2 separate regions of the Mus musculus genome follow, and region 2 is linked to region 1. Evidence: chromatin loops called from intact Hi-C (ENCODE). Cell type or tissue: left cerebral cortex. All regions are shown on one strand. Links, peaks and the distances in the headings refer to the core of each region. The heading gives the core; the rest is flanking DNA.

The links. A loop is a pair of places that touch in the nucleus more often than their neighbours do. Peaks named below come from ENCODE experiments on the same cell type or tissue, not always from the same donor. Only the 100,000 strongest peaks of a DNase experiment are listed, where the experiment ranks them.
Region 2: a loop joins it to region 1, with 2.5 times the contacts of the local background. A loop is called at or near these places in 1 of 42 quality-filtered maps.

Annotation. Positions count from the first base shown.
Region 1 is chr17:66,488,634-66,491,552 of GRCm38, forward strand. No RefSeq gene overlaps it. Among named protein-coding and RNA genes, the nearest start is that of Gm41608, 16 kb to the right of the region's middle. In left cerebral cortex, for the core only: a CTCF peak has its summit at 1,538 (motif pointing left); DNase peaks (open chromatin) are centred at 1,564 and 1,850.
Region 2 is chr17:66,122,378-66,125,296 of GRCm38, forward strand. Ddx11 (DEAD/H box helicase 11) reads left to right here and starts at 1,143. Exons shown (of 27, transcript NM_001348292.1): 1 at 1,143-1,315. In left cerebral cortex, for the core only: a CTCF peak has its summit at 1,252; a DNase peak (open chromatin) is centred at 1,185; H3K4me3 peaks cover 974 bases; H3K27ac peaks cover 500 bases.

The DNA.
Region 1 (2,919 bases), core at 256-2,755:
GGTGCTTCACTAAGGGAGATTAGCACTATAGGCGAGCTCTGGGTGTGACCAAGAGACCCAACCTCATTGAATAAGGTAGAAAATTAGGGATGTCTCCCATGTCAACCTGCGTCTTCGCAAGCATTCATACATTCACATGCATGTGCACCCCCATGATCTCATGAACAAGTATGTGCACCCCCCATGACCACATGAACAAGCATGTACACACCCCATGACCACATGAACAAGCACATGCACCCCCCCCCATGACCACATGAACAAGCATGTGCACACCTCATGACCACATGAACAAGCATGTGCACCCCCCATGGCCACATGAACAAGCACATGCACCCCCCATGACCACATGAACAAGCATGTACACACCCCATGACCACATGAACAAGCACATGCACCCCCCATGACCACATGAACAAGCATGTGCACACCCATGACCATATGAACATGCATGTGCATACCCCATAACTATATGAACATGCATGTGCACACCCCCATGACCATATGAACATGCGTGTGCACACCCCATGACTTCATGTATGCACATATAACTCTCTCTCTCTCACACACACAAATGGAAAAGAATGAGAGGAAAAGCAAGTGCCACGTTGATTTAGTAATAACAGTCTGACCTGGGACTCAGACACAGGCTTCCTGTTCTTGGGAGGCTGGGACAAGCTGAGGTAAGTTTGAGGCCCTTCTGAGCTGCATACAGCTAGACCCTACATCAAAACAGACAGACAGACAAACACACACACCCTAAAACCAAACAAAAACAGTTGTCTTCCTTAAATAGTACTTAGGAAAAACATAAACAAAACAATAAAAAACATTTTACTTGGGTTGGAGAGATGGCTCAGTGGTTAAGAGCACTGACTGCCCTTCCAGAGGTCCCTAGTTCAATTCCCGCAACCACATGGTGATTCACAACCATATATAATGGGATCTGATGCCCTCTTCTGGTGTGTCTGAAGACAGTGACAATGTACCCGCATACATAAGATAGATAAATAAATCTTAAAAAAAAATTGTTTTACTCAAAGAATTACCTTTAAGATTGTTATCATACGTTGTATATCTGCATACCATACCCTGTATACTTCTAGATATTTTGTTTATTTGTCCAGAGACAGGGTTTCTCTGTGCAGCCTTGGCTGTCCTGGAACACACTCTGTGAGCCAGGCTGGCCTCAGACTCAGAGATACGTCTGCATCTGCCTCCCAAGTGCTAGAATTAAAGGCGTGCGCCATCACTGCGTGGCTTAGAATGTCTTTATGTCTAAAATCTTCAGTCCTGTATTTAGGAAATTGTCTCTATGTTCAAATGGAATTTATTAGATAAAACTATTGCAAAGATCTAGAGTCTAACAAAAACACGTTACCCTTATCGATCATATGTGATACTCCATCTATAAGTTTTAATTATGCATTCACTTTACATACAGTGTAACATGGTCAAGATTGTATTTGGAAATGAGTTTACAGAACCATGCTTGCGATACAATCACTGATGCTCTGCCTCCACCTAGTGGTACCTTTGCATTACTGCAGCAGCAAAACCAAGTCCAGGGGATGAGATGAAGGAAGCCTTCACCTGAGGCACAGAAAAGACACACACAAATTCAGGCTTAAGGTGCATCCGATACCACCCCTTGTCCTGGGTAATACCAGATTCTAGAAAAGCTTGGTTATGTCACGTCAGGTGAAGGCTGGACACCAGAGCACAGCAAAGAACGCCAGGGAGCCTGATCAGGGGCTTTGCTGCTCTCTGCCTAGGGATGAAGCCGGGAAAGGGTTTTGCACTGTGTGGATTTGTGATAAAGCTGAACATCAGATTTGAAGCTTGTGCTCACACTGCAACAGCCTGGCGTGTGGGCAAGCCGTGAGGATGATTAAGAACAATCCGTATGTTTAAAAGGCACCAGGCAGACGGTAGGACGGGCTCATGTCTGCTGGAAGATTCTAAAGCCAATGGAGATGATCAAATGTGAGATGACGCCAGGTCTTGATATTCAGGGTTCTCATATTGGCTTTTGTAAAACAGGTTAATGCAAGGGGAAAGGATATCAAGGAGACCAATACTCAAAAGCAAACTGGGACTTCTTTCCTTCTTTCTTTCTTTCTTTCTTTCTTTCTTTCTTTCTTTCTTTCTTTCTTTCTTTCTTTCTTTTTTTTTTCTTTGAGACAGGGTTTCTCTGTATAGCCCTGGCTCTCCTGGAACTCACTTTGTAGACCAGGCTGGCCTCAAACTCAGAAATCCACCTGCCTCTGCCTCCCAAGTGCTGAGACTAAAGGCGTGCGCCACCATGCATTGTCCTTTAATTCTATAATCTACCCCAGGAGGAATTTTTTTCTAAGATTTATTATTATATCTAAGTACATTGTAGCTGTCTTCAGACACCTAGAAGAGGGCATCAGATCTCATTATGCATGGTTGTGAGTCACCATGTGGTTGCTGGGATTTGAACTCAGGACCTTCAGAAGAGCAGTCAGTGCTCTTAACCACTGAGCCATCTCCCCAGCCCCCAGGAGAGGAGTTTTAGCTTTAGATGTCATATTTATGGTTTAGAATCTATGTTGGGTTTAGTTTCTCTTGAGTTAATTTTTTAAAAAAGATTTACTTACTTATTTCATATATGTGAGTACACTGTCACTGTCTCAGACACACCAGAAGAAAGCATCAGATCCCATTACAGATGGTTGTGAGCCACCATGTGGTTGCTGGGAACTGAACTCAGGACCTCTGGAAGAGCAGTCACTGCTCTTAACCGCTGAGCCATCTCTCCAGCCCTCTTGAGTTAATTTTTTGTTTTTGTTTTATTTTTTTTTTCGAGACAGGGTTTCTCTGTGTAGCCCTGGCTGTCCTGGAACTCACTCTGTAGACTAGGCTGGCCTCGAACTCAGAAATCTGCCTGCCTCT
Region 2 (2,919 bases), core at 189-2,688, 370 kb before region 1:
AACCCTGTCTTGGGAAGAGAGAGAGAGAGAGAGAGAGCGCTGAGATAATCAGACATAGCCCTCCACTCTGAAACTTGATACAATCAAACTTTAGGGAACAGTAACTCAGTCCCAGAGCCCGGAATTGGGGTTAAGGAGCTAGAAGCGAAATCACATATAGCCCTTCTCCCTCTTCTACTGCAAGCTCTGTCTTGAGCCTTTCAAGCATATGTATAGATGACAACAGAACCAACAGAATAATCAAAGGCTCACAGATCCCACTGGGGACTAAATCCCACAACTGCCAGGCTCCCTATAAAATGGACACTAAAGGGCAAAGAACTAATCTTTCTTACATCTCTCTGCAAAAGAGCGAGAAGGGCACCAAGCTTGAGGGTGTGGTTAGGATTTTTAGCCACAGCCTCTGAAAATGGATCATGTTCAGTGTCCCTAGTGCAATAAACAGAGACGTTTATAGTGACCAATTGCTACACCTCCCGTGCTGTGTGTGCTTTTGTAACTAGTGACAGAAAACCAAATCTCAATGGACTTACTGTTCCCCAGAGCCTGTCAATTTTTTTTAATTCTGCGTTACACTACAGGAACAGTTTCTAAAAACAATCACCATAGTAGTACACCTTTGTCATGATTGTGAAACAGATTCAATATCTATAGTAAGGAGGAAACATAAATACATGCATGATGAATGACCTCATCAAAAACCCTCTTAGTACTTAGTGGCTTGTATACATCTGATATTTGATAGTTTCTCTTTTCTACATTTAACATTCTTTGAGAAATCTATTTGAATCTTGGGGGCTGGTGAGATGGCTCATCGGTTAAGAACACTGGCTGCGCTTCCAGAGGTCCTGAGTTCAATTCTCAGCAAGCACATTCTGGCTCACAGCCATCTTTAGGGAGATCTGATGTCCTCTTCGGGCAATTGCGGATGTATATGCAGCAGAGCACTCATACATTAAATAAATACAATTTTTTAAAAAGCGCAATATTTCTGGGGAAACAACAACAACAACCCCCAATAGCCGGTAATACAAAAAAACTAATATGGAAGGTTAGATCAAAGCTCAAACACAGTTCTAATCCAGGCAATATTGAAGCACAAGGCCCGCGGTTGAGCGGCAGCGCGCAGGCGCAGTGGCTCGGGGGCGTGGCCACGTGGAGGGTTTTCTGCGTGCGCGCATGCTCCTTCAGTGAAACTGCAGTTTAAATTCAGCCGCGGCGGCCAGGCTCGCTTGCCGGCCTCAGTGAGGCGGTCCTGCGGTGGCGATCGAGTTCGGTGCTGTGTGGGAGAAGCGCTGCGACCGAAGGCAGAGAGGTGAGAAGGGCACACTCGAGCGGAGGCGGAAGCCGAGGAGGCTGCCAGGGGGCAGGGTTAGCCGAGCGCGCCCTACGGCCGGACGTGGGGGCGGAGGCGGCGTGGGATGGATTGGAGCGAGTGGCAGCCCAAGTATAGTGGCGCCTTCGGTGAGTGTACGTAACAGGTTGGATTCTAAAATGTAGAGAGTCTGTTTTAAACGATTTTCAGGGGTTATTGTATATAGTGAAGTCAGGTGAAGACACAGGTTGACTGATAATGAACTTGAGATCCAATTTGGCAGTGTGCCTCAGGGACCATACTGTTGCATTCTCGGCTGCACTGCCCCCCCCCCCTTTTTTTTAAGGTTGAGGAAGTTCGGGAAGTCGACCACATTTTGATGGAAGTGGCATAAAAGTAGGATTAAATAATAAATACATGGTCCCTGCATGCAGGACCCTGTCCTGAAATCCCGGCTAGCTTGCAGTTCTCATGTACAGGGTTTCCCTGCCTGCCCGCAGCCCGGGTTCCTGGTTTTCCCAGACGGCGACATTCTTCACCTCCGAGTGCATCATTTCAGGAAATCTCCTGTTTAGCCTTGCTAAGTTCTCTGTTGTACTTAGGTGAGCTTGACCATAGCAGAGCGCTTCGCACCTGGGTTAAATGCGTACTTTTTCTTCTTTAATGCTACTTACTCCTTAACACCCAGCCGCTTTCGGTTGTAGATTAAGCTCTGGGCAGCTGCTAGGCGAGGGCTCCACTAGTGAGCAGTGTCTCCAGCCAGCAGTTCTGTCATGATATCCGTGATAGGTTAAGTGAAATTAAGAAGGGGGTGGGGTGGGGGCTCTGAAGAGTGCTTAACACATGTTAGATGCTCAGAATCTGTGGTTACCTTTAAAAACTTACTTTTACTATTTTATGCATAGTTTGTATGTCTGGATCCTCTAGAACTGGAGTTAGAAACAATTGTGAGTTGCTGTGTGGGTGCTAGGAATTGAACCTGGGTCCTCTGGAAGAGCAGCCAGTGTTCTTAACTACTCCGCCATCTCTCCATCTCTTGTTGGCTACATTTCTTTACCCTCTCTTCGTGTTTTAGTGGTTTTCCAGTTGCATAGCTCTTTTTATTACTGCATTTTCTTAAATTTGTTGTGTGGCCTTTAGTTTTTGTTGTTTTGTTTTGCTCGGTGCTTTCTCCACCTGGGTAGTCGTTTTTCTTTCCCTAATACCTGGAGGAACACATTGGCAACTACCATCTCTCATAAATGGATTGACACTATCACTGTCTTTTAGCACAGTGTAGTTAAAAAAAAAAGGTTTCTGTTTATTAATAATAAAGTGGGTCTTAGGGTTCTTACTGTTTGGACTTAGAACAGATAGGCCTGTCCAGTTACATCTCAAGAAAAGAGGCATGGATGAGTATTTCCTCCAGATGGCCAAGAGATGGCAGAGAAAAAGCGTTTCAGAAGAGGAGACAGGAATGAAAACGCATGGAGCTGAGAGCCCTTGGCCTGCCAGGGGAAGGGACTGCTGTGCACAGCATAGACTTAGTATTGGGAAGCCAGTCTAGTCAGATTGGTGGCTCTGAAAAGCATTCTTCCAGTCTGGAACTAAATGGCTGTTTTTTA